2 separate regions of the Homo sapiens genome follow, and region 1 is linked to region 2. A link is a loop called in an ENCODE intact Hi-C map of the cell type or tissue named here. Cell type or tissue: heart right ventricle. All regions are shown on one strand. Links, peaks and the distances in the headings refer to the core of each region. The heading gives the core; the rest is flanking DNA. Region 1 has its middle 5.0 kb from the start of NEBL-AS1. Region 2 has its middle 97 kb from the start of NEBL-AS1.

Region 1 (9,207 bases), core at 993-3,492, 99 kb after region 2:
CGGTGCGGGGCGGTGCGACATCGGCAGAGCCTCTGCGGAGGGCGCACGGCGGTGCGCAGCCCCGGACCCCGGAGGGACCAGGCTGGGCACCCAGGGGGGCACTTCGGCGAGCCGCGCCCCCTCCACCTCCACTCGTGTTCCACAATACCCCCGCCCCCCGCCCCACAGATCCGCCCGCGATCCCACCTCACCGCCCACCCGCAGCGCCTCCTGTGACCGCGGCGAGGGGGAGAGGCAAATAGTAATTAATATGTCATGGGGCGGCCGCTGCCGCATTGCTAAGAATAATCCCTGCTGGAGAGCTCCGGCTCAGCGCGGCAAGCCGGACCCACGGGTGTCTAATCCACCGGGTGGGGAATTCCAGGGGAAGTAGTTCTGTAGCCGGGCCCCTCCAGCCCTGCCCCCTGCCCTTCCCGGGCAGGGACGGAGATGAACAGCCCGGGAGAGAGACACCCAGGAGCGATCCGGAGTGACTGACAGTTGAAACCAGCCAGGGGCGTTCTGGGGAAATTTGCGTCTGAAGATACAAATGCTTCCTTAGAACAAGCTGCCATCCTGACAGTCATCCCGGGCAGAGTCCGAGGTCCAGCATTTTAGTGGAAGCTGGTCAGGTGTAGGGGTACTTACATAGCTCTCGTGCAGCCCCCTCAGCTTGCCTGACTTCGGGTGAACACATATTTATTGAGATCCTACAAACCCTGCATTTAGACACTTTGAACTGGATTCCTTTTGGTTTCGAAGCCACTCTCTGGGCCCCGTTTCTTCATTAACCGAGCTCAGAAATCGTTTCTGGCTGCTCAAAGAAGTGCTGTTTCGACAGAACCTTGACAGTTCGTCCATGGTGCGTCTGTGTATTGCGGTGGGTTTTCCTTTAAGACTCCATTTTCAGAGCTGCCTGCTTTATTTACTTAGCTGAAAGTAGGTAAACACATCCCCAGTTCCCTACACTCTTTTTGTTGTAATATTTTCAGCTACAGGGACTGTGATGCACTAAAAAGCCTTCCTTCTGTGCCCATCCTGGTGAGAACTGGCATTGTACTGTATTTTTAAATGTTTTTTTTTTTTTTCCAGTATTGGCATAAAGGATGTTTCCATTGTGAGGTCTGCAAGATGGCACTCAACATGAACAACTACAAAGGCTATGAAAAGAAGCCCTATTGTAATGCGTAAGTATTGTCAACACGCTGTCCAGGTGTGGCACAGCCTCAGAGCTTGAGAGCCAGTGGACCTGCCTGTTTTGAAGAACTGACTCACTGTGTCACCCAGGTGTGGCAGGGGCCAGTTACCTGTTTATATCACAGACTCTGGGGCCATGTACTTTGTTGACGATCACTGCTTTTTATACCTTTCTAATGTGTTGGGTAACGTCTATGCATCTTCAATCAGGTTAGTTTTTGAGGTTCGCAGTGTTACAGCCTTAGGGACACTTATTAGAAGCTGCTGAACTTCCCCACTGAGAACGTGTGGGCTCTGAAGTGCATGTCAGGTAGATTTCCATTTTAATCCTGTGTCAATTTCCATTTTAATCATAGGATGTTGCCATACTGCAATTTCATACCTGAACCTAGTTGCTATGGAAAGGAGTCTTGCTCATTTGGTCTTAGCTGAGACCACTGCAGAGATTCTGGGCTTAAACAGGAAATCAAAGAATGGTTTGGAGAATGGAACCAAAGACATGGGTATTCCTGGCTGGTTAGTAGTAGGTCGTTTGTAGTAGACCGACTGAAGTAGACCGGGTACTTCCGACTGGTTAGTGCTGTAGTAGGTGGGGATTAAAAAAGGTAAGCCTTCTTTGGAAGGCTTTTGTGTAGGCATGCTGCTAGCCTAGAATAGCAATTAGCTAGCATTTATATCGCGCTCACCGTGTGTCAAGCTCTGTTCTAAGCACTTTATGCATACTGATCATTTAATCTTTACAACGACCCTACGAGTTAGGGGACACTATTATTACCCCCATGTGGCGGGTAATGAAATTGCGGCCTTGAGAGGATCAGGCTCAGGAGGGGGCTCAGATCACTCCTGGAGGCTACTGGTGGTTTGATTTGGCTAGTGTTTCCAAATGTCTACCTTGCTGCCCAGGGGCATATGTTTCTCCACTCCTGTGAACATCCCCCTACCCCAGACTGCTTTCAACTGTAAGCTCTTGGCCCTGATGGTTAAGTTTTCTCTTTCTTTTCCTTTCTTTCTTTTTTTTTTTTCTTTTTTTTTTTTTTGAGACAGAAGTTTGCTCCTGTTGCCCAGGCTGTAGTGCAATGGCATGATCTTGGCTCACTGCAACCACCACCTCCCAGGTTCAAGCGATTCTTCTGCCTCAGCCTCCCGAGTAGTTGGGATTACAAGCATGCGCCACCATGCTCAGTTAATTTTGTATTTTTAGTAGAGACGGGGTTTCTCCATGTTGGTCAGGCTGGCCTCGAACTCTGGACCTCAGGTGATCTGCCCCGCTCGGCCTCCCAAGGTGCTGGAATTACCGGCGTGAGCCACCGCACCTGGCCTGATGTTTGAGTTTTCTCACCAGTTCCCCTGTGTGGTTGGCATAGTCTGGAGGCAGCAAAGGGGCCTTTGGACCCCTGGCCTTTTGGCTGGAATGTTGCCAGAGATTCATCCTCCCTACAGTTTTTGAAGTAGGTTCATCATTCAGGTCTCCTAGAGATGGAGGGCCCTTGGTTAATTCATGCTTCATTACATACTGACAGTATGTTATCATAGACAGTATATTTTTGGTAAGCAAATGGAATCACTCATACCTCTCTGGCAAATAACTTAAAAAAAATTTTATCTGGTGAAGACTGTTTAATATGTGTTTTTCCTTACTCCTTAGTGCTTACAGGTAGACCAGAAACTTTTCAAGAAATCAGAAAATGGGGGCATTGAACAGAATTCAGGACTTTCTTGGAGAGGGGAAGTCCACAGATATTCCCCAAACTTTCTGATGTCTTCGATCCTCCTACACCGTGCTTCCTATTGGAATAGCGTGAAGCAAAAATGAGGTTTCAGTATCATGATTTCCTGCTTCCCTTCCAGAGAGCCATAAATGACTGGTTAAAGATCAAAGGCAGGCGTAAGGAGAAGGGAAAGGGCCCCAAGCACCCATAAACGGGATAATTGTTCTTTGGTTAAAGGAAAGTGAACCATTCTTCCTGTAACTGTTTCAGTGGGCAGCCTGTTTCCATCAGGCTTTATGGACCACATCAGGATTCAGGATTCTTTACAGGGCAGGGCCAGGAATTTAACCCCAGTGATAACAATGCCTTTGGGTGGCCCTGGTAGGCCTGAAGGGATTGGGAGGGAAGGAGGAAAGAGACAGAAAGAAAATGGGGAGAGAATAGCAATTACAACAATGAGAGAGAATTGGATAAGGGAGAAAAAGAAATGATCAAAAATAAAAGGACAGAAAAAGGTTCTACTGAAGTAGAGTCATTGACTGCATTGGGATACTTGAAAATTATTTAGTGCTTATTGCTTAGTTCGAGTTCAATCTGATTTAAAAAGTTTATGAGATTCTGGATGAGTTGGGAAGAGCTATTTTGCACTTTGACTTGATAGTGATGAGTGCCCAGAAACGTTGAGATGTGGGCCCCAAAAGGAAATGATTCTACTTATGAAAAAGAAACATCCCGTTGTTTTGTTTCATAGGTCTTAACCTTATTTTTAATACTCTCAACATACCTGTATAGAATGTTTATAGATTTTTCTCTCTAAAATTTCTCATATGATTCCAGTACATTATTTTTAGTTTTAAGTTGAATTCTGAGGGTAGCACCCTAGGATTTTTGCCTCATTTTGAACCTGGAAGTCTACTTGATTGAGCAGATAAATAGGGGGAAATAGGAATTCATCCTTAGTGAATGAATGTGTAGACAGCTGATATTTAAAATTTAGCTTTAGGTTCATGTCATATGCTAACTCTAGAAAATGGAGCCTGGCAAAGTTTTGGATTCTGTCTGCTAAGAGGGTTCTGGGCTCAAAGGTCCCTGCTGTCAGTCTGTAGTCTGAAAAGGATACGTGTTGCCATGTAAACTGGCTGGGCAGTATGGATTGCCCTCTGGGGATCCTGACTCATTGGCTCTAATTCACGTGGTGCATGTCAATCAGCTGCTCCCTGTGGTTGTGGCCAGAGGGCCGCCATAATTTCTCCGGGTCAATGGTAGAAAATTGATTTTCTTATGTATACTGCTACCAGAAAATGAAACATTTGCTTTCCATGTAATGCAATATTTTATCTGTACCTGGTTTGGTTCAGGAGTCAATGTATATACATGCTTAAATGAAAACAACTCTTCGTCTTCCCCTGTCACTTTTTATTGTGAAAATTTTCATACATGAAAAAAAAGTAAAAGAATAATACAAGGAACATCTCTATCCCCTCCACCGACATTCAGCTATTATTAACATTTTGCCATGTTTGCTGCTTCATATTTTGATCTAATTATATGTCCAAATATATATATATATATATATATATATATATATATATATATTTTTTTTTTTTTTTTTTTGTAGACGGAGTCTCACTCTGTAGCGCAGGCTGGAGTGCAGTGGCTCAATTTCAGTTCACTGCAAGCTCTGCCTCCTGGGTTCATGCCATTCTGCTGCCTCAGCCTCCCGAGTAGCTGGGACTAGGGGCGCCCGCCACCAAGCCCGGCTAATTTTTTGTATTTTTTAGTAGAGATAGGGTTTCACCATGTTAGCTAGGATGGTCTCGATCTCCTGACCTTGTGATCCACCCGCCTCAGCCTCCCAAAGTGCTGAGATTACAGGCATGAGCCACCGCGCCCGGCCACTGTTGAGCCATTTTTCCATTTCATACATCAAGTTGGTTTCATACATCGTGACATTTCATCCCTAGAAACTACGTCATGCATGCACTAAGACTAAGGACATTTTCTTCAAGAATCATAGAGCTTTTATTACACTTAAGAAAATTAACAAATGCATTATTATAACATCTTATATCCTGTCTAATTTTACATTTCCCCCATTGTCCTAAGAATGTTCTTTACAGTTTTTTTTAAAAGCCAGGATCCAATCAGCGCTCATACTTTACATTTAGCTGTTATGAAAATGACAACTTTTCTTAGCTATTAGAGATTCAATATCAGTTATTCAAGTTCTGCTATTATTTCTACTGATTTACAGAATCTCTCACAGTTTTCAAGAAAAGGGCTTAAGTAGCATTTCTTATGAAAAAACATCCATAATTAAATGAAGAACCTTTAAAATAAATATTAAGAATATGCTTAAGAATTGGAAACCATGAGCATAGACATTTGGAATTATTGTAAGAAAACATAAAGATTTCTCATTTTAATCGCTACCTGAGGGCATTCTTTAATGGAATGAAGTAGTGAGTGCTTCTTCAGTTTAAATATGTTGCTTGTTTATATTCTCATGTGTTTAGAGAAGAAACAAGTATTCTGTTTGATTTCATGCAAAGGAGAACATGTATAAAATATAATTTACATGATATTTAAATTTTGATCTTTTGATAGAACGATCAAAGTATAGTACACACTAGATGTAAGATTGGGCGTAATACCCATTTTGCTCCTAACGCAGCAGTGCACACTATTAAAATATTTAAAAACAAACTGGTGTACTTGAGTGCGTGCCATGTTTTCATAAGCTTTTATGTTTCATAAGCAGGCAATGGATTCTTTAGCACATTTGGGATTTTTTTCACCATGGAACTTGCAAAGAAATGAGGACTAGGCAAAATTGTTATCACTAAGAGGTGCCGAGAAAATAACACTTGATGATTAGACAAAAAACATAGCTAATATTTCTATGTGAATTTATATGCCAAGCTAAACTATAAACATTTTGCTACCCAGCAAGCCACACAATGAGTATAAACCCTAAGACCATTTGTCAAATAAATTATTTAATTTGTTGTGTGTATAAGTCAAAATTGCATTTACTATGTCTTTTTAAAATATACGTCGGTTCTTAAAATTTCTTGAGAGGTATTACCACTTAGAAGTAGCATTGCCAAGACTGACCAGCTAATGTGTTCTCACCAAATGTCAAGTTATATTAGGTCTGGGGTGCCACCAAGGAACGACGCAATAGTTTAACATGACCTTGCCAATAATTTCCCCAGAACATTATTTCGGCTGAACATTATTCACAGACATATTTTTGGGCTGAACATTTCCTCTGACCTGCCTACATTTACTATACCTTGTATCTTAGTCAAATGTATCTTTAATTATGGGGCTAAAAGAACAGAAGTATCCAGTGAAGTATCTTTAGTGATCCAAGTAAGATTCCCTCTCATCAAAGAGTTTCACTTAACATGGTTTCCGAAGACTTTAAAAAATAAAACAGCAGGCGCTGAGTGTTGTGTTTACTTTCGGTCTGCCTGTGTTCACATTCCCTCTCGTGAATATTTATTGACTTTCTACCGCCTGCAAGAGGCTGGGCTGGGTGCATCTCGTGACGAGTCACCCAGAACGGTCAGCACAGTTCTGCCGGCCCCTGTTGAGTGTGATTATCGAGGCCAGTGCTCCGCTGCCTCTCACGTACCATTTCGCTGCTGGTCACTCCTCATTAGTGCCTTTCCTAAGGGTAATCAGAGGACACAGAAGGAAATTAAATTGAAACCTGAGAGTATTCCCACCATCTATTTTCCTTATCTGTAGTTGGGCCTCCTGAATTTGGTTCTAGAACACTCCAAGGACTTGAGTTATCTCAAGGAGATTGATGAAATTCCTGCTATGAAGTTAGCTTTGATTACAAAACAATGTGTCACAAAGTACAACATGTTCTAATTGGAGTTTTGGAGCTAGATGGAGCTGGAGTTGAATCCTAGCTCCATCCTGGCCTACTGAGCAAGTCTCTCGATTGCCAAGCATCAGTTTCTCCATCTGTCAAATGGGCACAGTAATACTAAACCCACAGGGCTGTATGAGAAGTAACAAAACAACACTAGGATAGGCCGTAGCCTGGTGTCTGGCACATGGCAGACCTCCAGGAAACAGTAGTGTCCGTCTTTCCTCATTGGTACTTTTTTGAGGGGTGAAGAAAGAGTGGGGAAGAGAGAAGAGGAAGTACATCAATAAATGATAAGAACTCACTCACACCTATTAAAAGGTTTATACCGAAGTTTTTCGCACTATGGGCTGCTACCCATTAGAGAGTTGTAACCAGAATTGAAAGAAGGAAGAAAAGAGAATGAGAAGAGAAAACATCAGAATTCATTTAAGTACTAAAAAGAGAATTCTTTCGGCAAACTTTTTTTTCAGTGATACGGGTACATATGTGTACTGGATCATGATGTAGAAAATTTTTTTTTCTTTTCTTTTTTTTTTTTTTTTTTTTTTTTTTGAGACACAGTCTCGCTCTGTCGCCCAGGCTGGAGTGCAGTGGCTTGATCTCGGCTCACTGCAAGCTCCGCCTCCCGGATTGACGCCATTCTCCTGCCTCAGCCTCCGGAGTAGCTGGGACTTCAGGCGCCCGCCACCAGGCCCGGCTAATTTTTTGTATTTTTAGTAGAGACGGGGTTTCACCATGTTAGCCAGGATGTTCTCGATCTCCTGACCTCGTGATCCTCCCACATCGGCCTCCCAATAGAAAATATTTTTTATTGGAAGTGGTGATTGAAAGATATGAGAAACACTAGTTTAGTTCCATATTGTTAATGCTCCATACATCAGAGAGCACTGAAAGTTACCTGTAACGTACAATGACATGCAATAAGTTTGTGAATCATAACAGCCACTTTTCTGTTTGTGCCCATCACACCCGACCCCACACCTTTCCCTGGGGTTCAGTCCAACACAGTCACCACATAGGTCTCAGCTCAGCAGTAAGAGCCCACACCACCCTGTGCAGGAACCATGAGCTTATCTGTCTGTATCCTCCAAGGGATCTGTCCCATGTATCTGCATATGCCCCCAAGCCTGGCACGTAGACGAGATTGGGCACGTCCAGGGTGGTATGGCCGTAGATGAGCCTGGCATTTAGAAGGTACTTGATAATATTAGTCACCTCAGGGACTGCGAGGACTGTGTGTAGCCTCTGCTCTTAGCCCCTAGTTTAGGATAAGGCCCAGGCTAGTTTCTTTTGGGAAGGCAGACAGAGCTTGCATGATCCAGAAGAACTGGATTAGGATGAGGCTTTGAGGAGCCTGATCTGTGGGGACTGGTGACTAGGGTTCATTAAGCCTGAATTCCAAGGGATAATAAAGTATCCTGCTGTTGGGATAGTCTCACGTTTTCTGATCTGTAATGAACGTAGTGGGAATTTACTTTCACTACTTAGAGGTCTGGTTTCAAAATGTGACATCTTTCTAAAAACATTTCTTATGAATGCTCATTTATTTCCTTCTGGGTTAAATTGTAATCTGTACAATGGGAAAATAATTCCCACCTACCAGGGACTTTATAGAGATTAAATGGGGAAATGTTTGTAAGCTTGAGCCCATCAAATAACACTTCAGGACCCAAATGTCAGTCCACTCTTTTACTTATAATAGTGAATGGAAAATTGTTGTCTCCTATTTCTCCCTTAAAGACAAGAGAAAAGGTCACATTGTTAAAAGTGACTGTTTCTATGGAAGGATATTGTGGCATGTTAGAGTTCTAGTTAGCATCCACTGCAATGTGCCCTGCCTGACTTTTTAGTTACATACCTCATGGAAAAAATTAAACCTTTGCCCCTTGACACAGTATCTGACGTGACAGGATGACAGTTTTCTTTTTTCTTTTTGGGTTATAATTGGATGATTGAAAACAAAGGAAGGAGATACTTTGAGCCAATAAAAAGGTTCCAGTGTATATACAAAATGATCTGGTTCTCAGTCACCGTATTGGACCGTTGGCAACATCTAATGCATTTTGGTATCTTTTAAGTCATTGTAGGGAATCATATTTACAAACCACACTCTGGGTTCTCTGTCCCATTTGCAATGTTTCTGAAAGGTGCCTTTGATGTGTAAGTTCTGCCTGTTTATGATGATGTATTTATTATGGAATGATGTCAGATTAGAAAAGATTTTGAGATGAAGCTCAGCAGATCTCTCCTCAATCATGGTGAAATGCAAGGTTAATGCAAGATATAGATATGTGTGCTTAAAGGTATATTGATTATGTGTCAAGGGCCTGTGCGAGAGGACATTTCAGTGGGTCCTCTTTAAATGTTTTCAGACGAGTGCTTTACAGAGTGGTTCCTAGGACATCAGGGAGTAAGAGAGATACAGACATA
Region 2 (13,354 bases), core at 6,029-8,528:
TTTGGTGCATTGGCTCCAGACTATATACCTGCAGGCATGAGCAATCGTGTTTTTTTTTGTTTTTGTTTTTGAGACAGGGTCTTCTTCTGTGACTCAGGCTGGAGTACAGTAGTGTCATCATGACTCACTGCAGCCTTGACCTCCTGGGCTCAAGTGAACCTTCTACCTCAGCCTCCCAAGTAGCTGGAACTACAAGTGTGCACCACTATACCTGGCTAATTTTTTTTTTTTTGAGACAGTCTCACTCTATCACCCAGGCTGGAGTACACTGGCATGATCTTGGCTCACTGCAACCTCCGCCTCTCAGGTTCACGTGATTCTCATGCCTCAGCTTCACAAGTAGCTGGGATTACCAGCGCCTGCCATCACTGTTGGCTAATTTTTATATTTTTAGTAGAGATGGGGTTTCCCCATGTTGGCCGGGCTGGTCTCGAACTCTTGGCCTCAAGTGATCTGCCTGCTTTGGCCTCCCAAAGCTCTAGGGTTACAGACATGAGTCATCACTCCTGGCCTCTGGCTAATTTTTGTATATTTTTGTAGAGATGGGGTTTTGACATATTGCTCAGGCTGGTCTCAAACTTCTGAACTCAAGAGATCCATCCACCTCGGCCTCCCAAAGGCTGGGATTATAGGCATGAGCCATCATACTCGAGTGGCAATCAGTTTTGACCAACAAACTACCATATTCTACTTGTGGCTCAGTTTTGGTGAGAAGAGGCTTCTGTGAGGAAGGGGTAGAAGATTATAGGAAGTGTGGGTCTCAAGGCAAGGAACTTGAAAAGCCACACCAGGGCTACACTAGGGGTTGGTGGGTGGAGGGTTGTGGTGGGATGAAGCCCAAGGTGTGGGTTAACCTCACAACAGCAGAGCCTGGACATGTAGAAGAAAAATTCTAGGTTTTTATAAGCACAGAAAGGTGGTAAGTTGGGCTGGGCGTGGTGGCTCACGCCTGTAATCCCAGCTCTTTGGGAGGCTATGGTGGGCAGATCACTAGAGGTCAGGAGTTTGAGACCAGCCTGCCCAACATGGTGGAACGCTGTCTCCACTAAAAATACAAAAAATTAGCCAGGCATGGTTGTGCACACCTGTAGTTTCATCTACTCAGGAGGCTGAGGCATGACAATCGCTTGAACCTAGGAGGCGGAGGTCAGAATGAGTTGAGATCACACCACTGCACTTCAGTCTGGGCAACAGAGTGAGGCTCTGTCTTTAAAAAAAAAAAAAAAAAAAGAAAGGGCTGGCTGTGGTGGCTCACTCCTGTAATCCCAATCCCAGCACTTTGGGAGGCTGAGGCAGGCAGATCGCCTGAGGTCGGGAATTCAAGACCAGCCTGACCAATATGGAGAAACCCCGTCTCTACTAAAAATACAAAAAAAAAAAAAAAAAAAAAATTAGCTGGGTGTGGTGGCACTTGCCTGTAATCCCAGCTACTCGGGAGGCCGAGGCAGGAGAATTGCTTGAACCCAGGAGGCAGAGGTTGCGGTGAGCCAAGATTCCGTCATTGCACTCCAGCCTTGGCAACAAGAGCAAAACTCTGTCTCAAAAAAAAAAAAAAAAAAAAGCTGGTAATGTGATGAGTCTATGTTAGTTCAGGTTTTACAAAAGCAAACAAGACACATGGGTGCAAGTAGGTTTTGCAGAGGTGATCTCAGGAAATATTAGGAGGAGTGAGGACACGAAAAACAGAGAGGAGGAAAACCTGCAAAGTGGGTTTCGTGAGTGGGCACTCTGCACCACTCGGGCTCAGTGAGAGGAACTCTCGGAGACCCCTATTTTGGAGTCATCCCACTTAAGGTCTGGAAGCTGGGGAAACTTGTCCAAATCTAGTGATTGAAGGTTGCTCTGGTAATGTTTTCTGCTGGGGTCAAGCCTGAGACAGAAAACGCCCATAGGAAGAGAGATGCAGAAAGCCAGTGTATTTATTAAAAGCTTAAAATGGCTTAAAACAGCACACATTCATTAGCTTATAGTTTCTGGGAGTCAGGACCTGGGCATGATTTAGTTGAGAGATGCTCTGCTCCAGGGTCGCTCATGAGGCCGCGATAAAGCTGTTGAGCAGGGTGGGGTGGGCATCTCATCTGAAGGCTCAGCTGGGGAAGAATCCACCTCTAAATTCACTTGCATGGTGGTGGGCAGAATTTACAGTTAGCCCTTGAACAACACAGGCGTGAACTTCATGGGTCCACTTACACATGGACTTTCTTCCTCCTCTGCCTTCCCTGAGACAGCAAAACCAACCCCTCCTCCTCTTCCTTCTCCTCAGCCTACTCAATGTGAAGATGATGAGGATGAAGACCTTTATGATGATCCACTTCCACTCAATGAATAGTCAATATATTTTCTTTTTAAATTTTATTTTAAAATAATTAATATTAATAATTTAAATTAAAAAAAGCAAATATTTTTTCCTTATGATTCTTAAATAACATTTTTCTTTTCTCTAGCATACTGTATTGTAAGAATATAGTGTATAGGCTGGGTGTGGTGGCTCAAACTTGTAATCCCAGCACTTTGGGAGGCCAAGTCGGGTGGAACACTTGAGGCCAGGGGTTCGAGACCAGGCTGGCCAACATGATGAAACCCTGTCTCTACTAAAAATGCAAAAATTAGCCAGGAGTGGAGGTGCATTCATGTAATCCCAGCTACTCGGGAGGCTGAGGCACGAGAATTGTTTGAGCCTGGGAAGTGGAGGTTGCAGTGAGCTGAGATCATGCCATTGCACTCCAGCCTGGGCAACAGAGGGAAATTGTGTCTCAAAAATAGATAAATAATACTAACTAACTAAATAAAACGCAGTGTATAATGCATAGAACATAGGAAATATGTGTTAATCGACTATGTGATTGGTAAGGCTTCTTGTCAACAGCAGGACATTAGTAGTTAAGCTTTTGGGAAGTCAAAAGTTATACATGGATTTTTCTGACTCTGTCTGGGGCCATCACCCATAACTCCTGCATTGTTTAAGGGTCCACTGTATTTCCTGCAAGGATGTTGGACTGAGAACCTGGGCTCCTTCTTGGCTGTTGGCTGGATTTTGCCCTCACTTTCTTGTTACTGGGCCTCTCTAAACCGGCACCTTGCTTTCAAAGCAAGAAAATCTTCTCACAAAATGGTAGTTAGAATGTTTTATAACCTACTCATGGAAGTAACATCCCCTCAGCATTGCCATATTCTATTGGTCAGATGCAAGTTACTCAAGGAGATCACAAGGGCCATGAACATTGAAAGATGGGTCTCCTTGGAGCCATCTTAGAGGCTGCCTGGCAGAGCTAGCGTGGGCAGAGGGAATGTGAGCAGGACTTACAGCATCTGCTGCAGGGGTAAGCAAATTCTGGTGAAGGAGAAGGGGTGTTGGTAAGGAAAGGTCAAGGGTAAATTATCTGTGTATAGAGATAAGCTGAGAACCCTGGGAGCCTTTGGTCCCAGACAGTGAGATCCACCCCTCAGCTGGGCAGAGCACTTAGCAACTCCCTGGTTCCTGGGTCTGAGCCCCTGAGGGCAGGACTAGAAGCTGCATCTTAAGGGATGTGCTGCTCTCTGCCAGGCGGTCTTTCTTGTGTTTCCCTGGAGAATCCTCATGGCTGGTCCACAGAGCAACACTTGGCAGAGGCTGTAGGGTGTAGATAGGGAGGGACTGTCCACTTCCTCAGTGTCAACTGAACTGGAAACCACAGCCTCACAAATTGGATCTCAGCCCAAAGGCTGGTCAGTTCTACCAGCCCTGTGATGCTTAGCCCCTCTGTCTAGCTTCAGTGGGAGGAAGTCCCCTAGACTTGGAATACCCTCTGTCCCGCTCCCTCCAGGACTATTAGGAAATTTATTCTTATACAGAAATGAAATCTATTTCCCTGAAGCTCAATTCCCTCTTTCTCTTGGAGACCAGCTCTCCAAGGGAGAAATCTGCTGCTTGGGATCCTTCCTCCTGTTGAAATTTTACAGGTTGGTGCTCAAAGGTATAAATAGTGTCTTAGATGTGGTTGGTTTAGAGCAGATATGAGAGGGGCGAGAGGGAACTCTCACCTCCCCACAAACTGCCCTTCTATTAACCTCCTCCGAGGGCCCACAAGCTCCCAACCCTGTGGCTGTCCAATTTCATCATGTGGAACCTCCAATCAAGTAGATGACTCCAGTTGTCTTTGGTGAGCAGCTGCCAAGTCACATTTCCTCTTTCCTGTACCTAGATTTTTGTTTGTTTGTTTTGGTTGGGGCGGGGTGGCAGAGTAAGAAGGAGCCTTGTCTATTCTGTACATCCAAGAAGAGAGATGGCCAGCATGATCCTGGCTTCAAGGGACAATTTATCTTGCCATTTTATGGCACAATGACCATGATGGACATAATATCAATAAAGCAAAAAATGCACGCTCAACTGTCCAGGGAGGAGGAAGATAAAGGACAGTAAGAGCAACTAATAATGATTCACAGTTGACACTCCTCTTTCACTCCAATGATCTCATTGATTTTTTAAGATAATGCTGCAAGAGAGCTATTAATATACTCAATTTACAGATGCAAAAAGCAACTTGTAGATATTGCTCAAATGCCACACAGCTATCAAACGGAGGATCTGGAGCAAGAACCCCTGGTGTTTTGTTATTTATGTATTTATTTATTTGACATGGTCTTGCTCTGCTGCCCAGGCTGGAGTGCAGTGGTGTGATCATAGCTCACTGTAACCTCAAACTTCTGGCCTCAGTTGATCCTCTTACCTCAGCCTCGTGAGTAGCTGAGACTACAGATGTGCACCATCATGCCTGGCTAATTCAAAAATTTTTGGTTTTGTATAGACAGGATCTTGCTATTTTGCCCAGGCTGGTATTAAACTTCTGGCCTCAAGCGATCCTCCATCTTGGCCTCCCAAAGTGCTGAGATTAAAGGTGTGAGCCACTACAGCAGGTGTATTTGTTTATTTTTGACACGTAAAAATTTTTTATATTTGCCGGGTGCGGTGGCTTACGCCTGTAATTCCAGCACTTTGGGAGGCCGAGGTGGGTGGATAACGAGGTCAGGAGATCGAGACCATCCTGGCTAACATGGTGAAACCCCGTCTCTACTAAAAAAAAAAAAAAAAAAAAAAAAAAAATTAACCAAGTGTGGTGGCGGGTGCCTGTAGACCCAGCTACTCAGGAGGCTGAAGAATGGTGTGAACCTGGGAGGCGGAACTTGCAGTGAGCTGAGATTACACCACTGCACTCCAGCCTGGGTGACAGAGTGAGACTCCATCTCAAAAAAAAAATTGTTTCTATTTAAGATGTACAATGTGATGTTTTGATATATGTATATGCACTATGAAGTGATTACCACAATTAACATATCCATCACTTCATATAGTTACTATTCTTTTGTGTGTGGTGGGAACATTTAAGATCTATTCTCGGCAGGGCGCAGTGGCTCACGCCTGTAATCCTAGCACTTTGGGAGGCTGACGCGGGTGGATCACTTGAGGCGAGGAGCTCAAGACCAGCCTGGCTATCATGGTGAAACCCCGTCTCTACTAAAAATACAAAAATCAGCCAGGCGTGGTGGCGGGTGCCCATTGTCCCAGCTGCTCAGGAGGTTGAGGCAGGAGAATCGCTTGAACCTGGGAGGTGGAGGTTGCAGTGAGCCGAGATCGTAATATTGCATTCCAGCCTGGATGACAAAGTGGAACTCCATCTAGAAAAAAAAAAAAAAAAGATCTGTTTACTATTCTCTTAGTAGTTTCAAGTATACAAACATTATTATCGACTATAGCTACCACGTTGTACATGAAACCCGGAATATGTTAATCTTGTAACTAAAATTTTGTAACCTTTCACCAACATCTTTATTTCGTCTGCCCTCCAGCCGCTAGCAACCACCTCTCTACTCTCTACTTCCAGGAGTTCAACTTCTTGAGAACCTGTTTAGGAGTCGAAGTTTTAGAGTTTGTTTAGAAGTTTACGTGAGATCATGCAGTATTTGTCTCTCTGTGTCTAGCTTATTTCACTTAGCATAACATCCTCTAGGTTCATTCATGTTGTTGCAAATGGCAGGATTTCCTTATTTTTTAAGGCTGTATAATATTCCATTGTATATATGCCACATTTTCTTGATCTAGTCATTGGTCTATGGACTTCTATGTTGTTTCCATATCTTGGTTATTGTGAATAATGCTTCAGTGAACACAAGAGTGGAGATATAAATTCCTTTGGATATATACCTAGAAGTGAGATTGCTGGATGATATGGTAATTCTATTTTCAGTCTTTTGAGGAACTGACATACTGTTTTCCATAATGGCTGTACCAATTTACAGTCTCACCAACAGAGATGAGGAGATCCCTGGGATTTTGTCCCCAAATTCTGTACACTTGCAGTTGCACATTCTGTTCTCTTTAATGTACATATCCATACGTTGTGTGAATTATTCGGTCCTGGACAAGTCGTTATTGAGAACCCACTAAGATAGTAGGAAGTATGAGGTATAAAAAAGAGTTGAACGACTTGTCCTCAAGGAGTTCATGACCTGCTGGGGTGAGATAAGATCTATATACCAAACAATTTAAAAATTATGGGCTGGGCGCGGTGGCTCACACCTGTAATCCCAACACTTCGGGAGGCCAAGGTGGGCAGACCACTTGAGGTCAGGATTTCGAGACCAGCCTGGCCAACATGGTGAAACCCCATCTCTACTAAAAATGCAAAAAATTAGCTGAGTGTGGTGGCGCACACCTGTAATCCCAGCTACATGGGAGGCTGAGGCAGGAGAATCACTTGAACTCAGGAGGTGGAAGTTGCAGTGAGCCAAGATCACATCATTGCACTGCAGCCTGGGTGACAGAGTGAGACTCTGTCTCAAAAAAAAAAAAAAAATATGGAAAATAGTCTCAGACTCTATCAGATTATAAGAGTTTTATGACAGTCTAGGAGGGCTATACCAATTTGGAGATGTGCAGCTTAATTGAAGATGCTTAATAGAAGAAACTTCTGTGGTTTACGATAATTTCTGAGTAATTTAGCACAATTAAGAAATTAATATTTCTCACAGAGGGATGACAGAAACTGTAGGGGAGTTGCAGTATCATTTATGTCCACCAGATGATGCCACCATTCAGTGGAATTCCAGAGTTTTGCTTTGGGGATACAAGTACAGTTGTGGTTAAATTCAAGATGATGTCTAGAAAGATATTTTAACCTGTTTCAGACATAAATAATTTTCTTACTGCAATTTTACATGGAGTTCATGCACAGAAGCAATAGAGAATTTGAAAACAAACAAAGAACTCCTCAAATTTCTTTCAGGTTAATTCCGTACATTGACCCATTTTCCTAGCTGGGTCTTAACCACTTTTTTGTATTTGCTCTAAGTCAAGTGACAATGAGATTAATAGAAGGTGGCAGAGAGCTGTGCCTGGAGACCCAGTCTGGTAGGGAAGACCACCACCTTAGAGGTAAACTTCTTCCTCTATTAGGCATTTACTCTCACTATATATGCAAATATATTCCCTACAGCAAATCTCCATAAACAACAGATTCAGCCCAGTGGAAAAGCCAGTATGGACAGCCTGATGCAATTATATTCAGCATTAATGAACTGTGGGCTTCATCCTAATGTGTTGATATTTAGTAATCTTTGATAATGAAAGAGGGTGTAGCCTTTGAAGTCAAAGTGTCTGATGCTGCTGCATAGTTCTAACCACGAACGTTCATTATTTTGTTTGACAAATTGGCCTGCTTTGGAATATTAAACACTCAGTCTTTAGAGTGCGAAGAAGATAAAAGCAACTCTGTTTGTTGTGCTCATCGAGACTATTTCCCAAGAAGCCCAAAGCTCTTATAAGGTTTTATCTGGGAGATCCCATCTCTACGAATCTGCCTTCATCTCTCTGGAGGTGGCTGTGACAGGCATGTTCATTTGCACTCTCATTTAGGGGGAGGAGGGCCCAATTTCTTTGGCCCAGGCTGCCTCGGCCAGCCCTTGGAGTTCAGCATCTGCTGTTGTTGTACACAACCAACCCCTCTTAGAGGACTCAGAAGGCCCCTGGGTACCAGAGGGCCAAGACACTTAGGAATGCCCTCATGGAAAGCCACAATGGGAGAAGATGGGACAAGTGTCTTCCATTGCTCTGTTGTGCCCAGCAGGAAATGGGGATCCCCACAGTGCTTCTTTGGCATTCTTGTGAGACACTCTGCTCTGGCGGTGGTCAAACCACAATGGAGATGCGATGATCAGTCAATAATGATTATGATTAAAGTACCTAAGCTAAGATCCCTTAGGTACTTATGCTCTAGGGATTATACACACTGCTCTGGATGTTTTATTTTAACTCATACGATCACCTTATGAGTTGTATGCCAATTGTAATCCACCCTATCTTCTTGTTTCCAAAGTCTCTTAAATTTTTTTAAATTTTTTTGGCCAGGTGCAGTGGCTCATGCCTGTAATCCCAGCACTTTGGGAGGCCGAGGCGGGTGGATCACTTGAGGTCAGAAGTTCGAGACCAGCCTGGCCAACATGGTGAAACTCTGTCTCTATTGAAAAATACAGAATTTAACCAGACATGGTGGCACGTGTCTGTAATCTCAGCTACTTGGGAGGCTGAGGCAGGAGAATTGCATGAACCTGGGAGGCAGAGGTTGCAGTGAGCCGAGATCACACCACTGCACTCCAGCCTGGGTGACAGAGCAAGATACCATCTCCCAAAAAAAAAAAAAAATTAAATTAAAATTTTTATTTTTAATGTATTTTTTACTCTTTAGAGATAGAGCCTTGCTCTGTTGCCCAGGCTGGAGCACAGTGGCATGAACACAGCTCTCTGCAGCCTCAAACTCTTGGGCTCAGGCGATCCTCCTGCCTTAGCCTCCCAAGTAGCTGGGACTACAGGTGCATACCACCATGCCACTATGCTAGGCTAACTTTTTAAAATTATTTTTCGAAGAGACAGGGGTCTTGCTTTATTGTGCAGGCTGGTCTTGAACTCCTGTCCTCAACTGATCCTCCTGCCTCAGCCTCCCAAAGTGCTGGGATTACAGGCATAATCCCACGTCCAGCTTCAGTTGCCGCAGTCTTGATTTTGTAGTTTCCACTCTCTTTTGAGTGGTCACATGCAGTGAGAGGAGGTATTTCAAACACCAGGACTGACTCCTGGTTGGTCTAAGACCAAGGCAATCCTAGGAGTCTTGGTTTATGAATGAGCATGCAGTTGGGGCGCCACACATCGGTGTTCATGTTGCACACAGTCCGAAGGTACCACACCTAAGAGGGCATCATTCACATCATACACATACATTAACTGACAAGAGTGCTCAGGCATGAAGCTTCTGACCTTCTGGCTGAATTATAGAGCAGCTCTGTCCCATAGATCTTTCTGTGTTGATGAAAATGTTCTTTTGAATACAACAGACACTAGCCACATGTAGCTACTGAGCACTTGAAGTGTGGCCAGTACAACTGACGAACAAATGAATTTTTGATTTTATTTAATTTTAACTAATTTAATATTAAATTGAAATAGCATTATGTGGCTGATGGTTGCCATATTGGACCATGCAGTTTTAGATCATAAATCCCTCTCAGCATCTTCCATTGAGACCACACTGTCGGGAACATGTACACACACAATCACTCCCAAATTCAACCAGAGGGGTGTCTCCAAGGAGAAGTCTTGCGTGAGAAAGAGGATCCCATCTCCAGTTTGCATAAAGGCAAAGTGTAGGCCCACAGCAGCCCTGACTGTGATCCATGTCTCCACAACGAGGGTGGGAAGAAAGTGCTTCTGGGAAAAGTTTTTTTTCCCAACTATCCAAATAAGACACATCAGAACAGCAGCCTGGGCATGGTGGCTCATGCCTGTAATCCCAGCACTTTGGGAGGCCGAGGTGGGCAGATCACTTGAGGTCAGGAGTTTGAGACCAGCCTGGCCAACATGGCAAAACCCTGTCTTTACTGAAAAAACAAAAATTAGAGGCCAGGTGTGGTGGCTCATGCCTGTAATCCCAGCACTTTGGGAGGCCGAGGTGGGCGGATCACCTGAGGTCAGGAGTTTGAGACTGGCCTGGCCAATGTGGTGAAACCCCATCTTTATTAAAAATACAAAAAATTACCTGGGCATGGTGGCGAGCACCTGTAATCCCATCTACTCGGGAGGCTGAGGCAGGAGAATTGCTGGGACCTGGCAAGTGGAGGTTGCAGTGAGCCGAGATCGCGCCGTTGCACTCCAGTCTGAGTGACAGAGTGAGACTCCGTCTGAAAAAAACAAAAAACAAAAAAAACCCCAAATAAACAAAAAAAACAAAAATTATCCAGTCATGGTGGTGCACACCTGTAATCCCAGCTACTCTGGAGGCTGAGGCAGCAAATTGCTTGAACCCGGGAGGCAGAGGTTGCAGTAAGCTGAGATCATGCCACTGCACTCCAGCCTGAGTGACACAGTGAGACTCTGTCTCCAAAACAAGCCCCTCAAACTCCATCAATTGAAAACCAAGGCTGGGATTTTCTCCCTTGCTGAAATTGAGAGATGCTCACCTTAGTGCTTCCCCTGAGGATTCTGGGCTGTTTGAAAAGAGACACAGGCATCTGAAAAGAGTCCCCCCAGGGAGCACCGTGTGGATCCACGGGCAAACCAAGGCTTCTCAGGACATCCTCTTAAGATTCGACCCTGGGACTCAGGTGAGGGAAGAGCCTCATGCAGTGTGGGTGTGGGGAATTGGGGCCTGCCTTGAGCAGCATCTTCCATTGAGTATTCGCTAAGTCAGTGCTTGCAGCAATGTTTTAGAACGTTAACTACCGTGAGTAATGAGCTGTATGAGTGGTGGCTCATGCCTGTAATCCTAACACTTTGGGAGGCCAAGTTGGGTGGGTTGCTTGAGCTCAGGAGTTCGAGACTAGCCTGGGCAACATGGCGAAACTCTGTCTCTACCAAAAATACAAAAATTAGCCGGGCATGGTGGTGTGCACCTGTGGTCCCAGCTACTCGGGAGGCTAAGGTGGGAGAATCACCTGAGTCTGGGAGGCAGAGGTTGCAGTGAGCCTGAGATCACATCACTGCAGTCCAGCCTGGATGACAGAGTGAGACCCCATCTCAACAAAACAAAAACAAAAAGAAACTAGCAAAAAAGAAAAAAAAAATCAGCATACCTGGTGATCGATCAGATATGGGGGGCAGCAGGATCGAGGGGCTTTTCCACTGGTCTGCAGGGGCAGCCAGAGGTGCTGAAGAATTAATGCTCCTAGAAGCAATTTTTAACCAATGACGGATTAGAGTCTGTTGATAAATACTCCAACTTCTTCACCCTTGGTTGGGATAACTCCAAGGTGTGTTCTACACAAGGGCTCAGCAAACTAAATCCCAAGGACCAAATCCAGCCACCACCCATTTTGTAAAAAAGTGTTATTGGAACACAGCCATGATCATTTGTTTACATATGGTCTATGACTGTCTTCACATTCCAGTGGTAGAGTTGAGTAGTTGTGACAGAGACTGCCTGGCTTGGAAAGCCAAAAATATTTACTGTCTGGGCTTTTCAGAAAAGCGTACTGTTGCCTGTTTTATACAGTTTCCCAGGTTCCAGGTGGGACTGAGCTTCAGGTGCCCACAGTGGCCACTTTGATAACGCACTATTGGCTTTCTTCCCTTTCCTGTTTCACTTCTCCTCTCTTCTATTATAAACTATGTGCCCTTGAATTATTGCATCAAAACCTGCTTCTGAGGGAATTCAACCAATACAGTCACACAGCAATCAGAAATACTTAAGGCTTCTTAAATTCAAAGACTATTTTTTGGGGTATGATGGTGCTCACCATACGCAGTGAGATTAGTAGTGATAAAACCTGTGATGGGGTTTTGCAGCGTGAGAGTAAGAGGCTGCTGTGGTTTGAATGTTGGTGTCCCCCTCCCACTGCCCCAGGATTCCTGTGTTAGAACCTAATAACTGATGTGATAGTTTAAGAGGTGGGGCCTTTGGGAAGTGATTAGATCATGAGGGCTCCATCCTTATAAATGGGATTAGTGTTCTTATAAAAGAGGTGCGGTGGCTCACACCTGTAATCCCAGCACTTTGGGAGGCCCAGGTGGGTGGATCACCTGAGGTCAGGAGTTCAAGACCAGCCTGGCCAACATGGTAAAACCCCATCTCTACTAAAAACACAAAAATTAGTCGGGCACGGTGGCGCACACCTGTAATCCCAGCTACTCGGGAGGCTGAGGCAGGAGAATCATTTGAACCCAGGAGGTAGAGGTTGCAGCGGGCTAAGATTGTGCCACTGCACTCTAGACTCTGTCTCAAAAATAAAAATAAAAATAAAAATAAAATAAAATAAAAGAGGCTCAGCAAGCTCTCTTGCCCCTATTGTCACGTGAGGATGCAGCAAGAAGGCACCATATTTGAAAAAGAACAAGCCCTTTCCAGACACTGAATCTGCTAGCACCTTGGTCTTGGATTTCCCAGCCTCCAGAACTGTGAGCAATACATTTCTGTTGTCATGTTAACAAATTACCCAGTGTAAGGCTTTTTTTTTTTTTTTTTTTTTTTTTTTTTTTTTTTTTAAATAGCAACTGGAACAAATTAAGGGACCAATGCTTTCCAGAGCAACAGAAAGTATACTCTGGTCTATGAACTTAACAACGTGCCTGGACACCTCTGCATTAATCATCACTCTTTTTTTTTCCCCACCTGTAAACTTACATTGTTTTTCCACAACTTTCCCTCATATCTTGTAAGAACTCACTCTAATACTTTGAGTGAGTCAGAAGGAGAGTTGAGGACAACACCTGCAGAAGGGTGGCAACTTGCTCTGTCAGCCCTTTGCTCTTGTGGGGATGGGATGGCCCACCCAGTTCATTCCTGAGGCAAAGGCCCAGCAAATGCCTCTTCTCTAGCTCCTTGCAGAGGGCCATGTGCTGCCTGGAAGGCCATGGACAATGGTGCTGCACTGTCCCAGCACCGTGGTAGGGGCAGATGAGAGATGCTCTTTATATATCAGTGCTGTGCCTTTCCAGCTCCCTACACTTCTGCTTCAGGCTATCTCCCTACAGGATCATCCCAACTGGGGACACAGTGTGAAGTGGATATGCCTCAAATCCAACCACAGTATAAACTTCTTATGGCACCACTGGGCCAGTTTCTTCAACTGTTAGATCTGGAAAAGAGGAATACTGTAGCAGAGAAAAGGAGGCCTAGCATGACTAGCTCCATTTTGCCCCTAACTGCACCACCCTCCCTCCTACTCCTGCCATGGTGATATCTTTTGGTTTAACTGCTTTTTGTTTGTTTGTTTGAGACGGAGTTTCACTGTTATTGCCCAGGCTGGAGTGCAATGGTGTGATCTTGGCTCACGGCAACCTCTGCCTCCCAGGTTCAAGTGATTCTCCTGCTTCAACCTCCCGAGTATCTGGGAT

The links. Hi-C counts contacts between places; a loop is a spot of excess contacts. Peaks named below come from ENCODE experiments on the same cell type or tissue, not always from the same donor. Only the 100,000 strongest peaks of a DNase experiment are listed, where the experiment ranks them.
Region 1: it touches region 2 in a loop (2.1-fold over the local background); 14 of 110 quality-filtered maps call a loop at or near these places.

The regions. Positions count from the first base shown.
Region 1 is chr10:21,164,342-21,173,548 of GRCh38, reverse strand. It overlaps a transcript of NEBL not described here. Among named protein-coding and RNA genes, the nearest start is that of NEBL-AS1, 5.0 kb to the left of the region's middle. In heart right ventricle, for the core only: a CTCF peak has its summit at 1,998; no DNase peak of the experiment used is centred there; H3K4me3 peaks cover 696 bases.
Region 2 is chr10:21,263,845-21,277,198 of GRCh38, reverse strand. It overlaps a transcript of NEBL not described here. Among named protein-coding and RNA genes, the nearest start is that of NEBL-AS1, 97 kb to the right of the region's middle. In heart right ventricle, for the core only: a CTCF peak has its summit at 7,041 (motif pointing right); no DNase peak of the experiment used is centred there.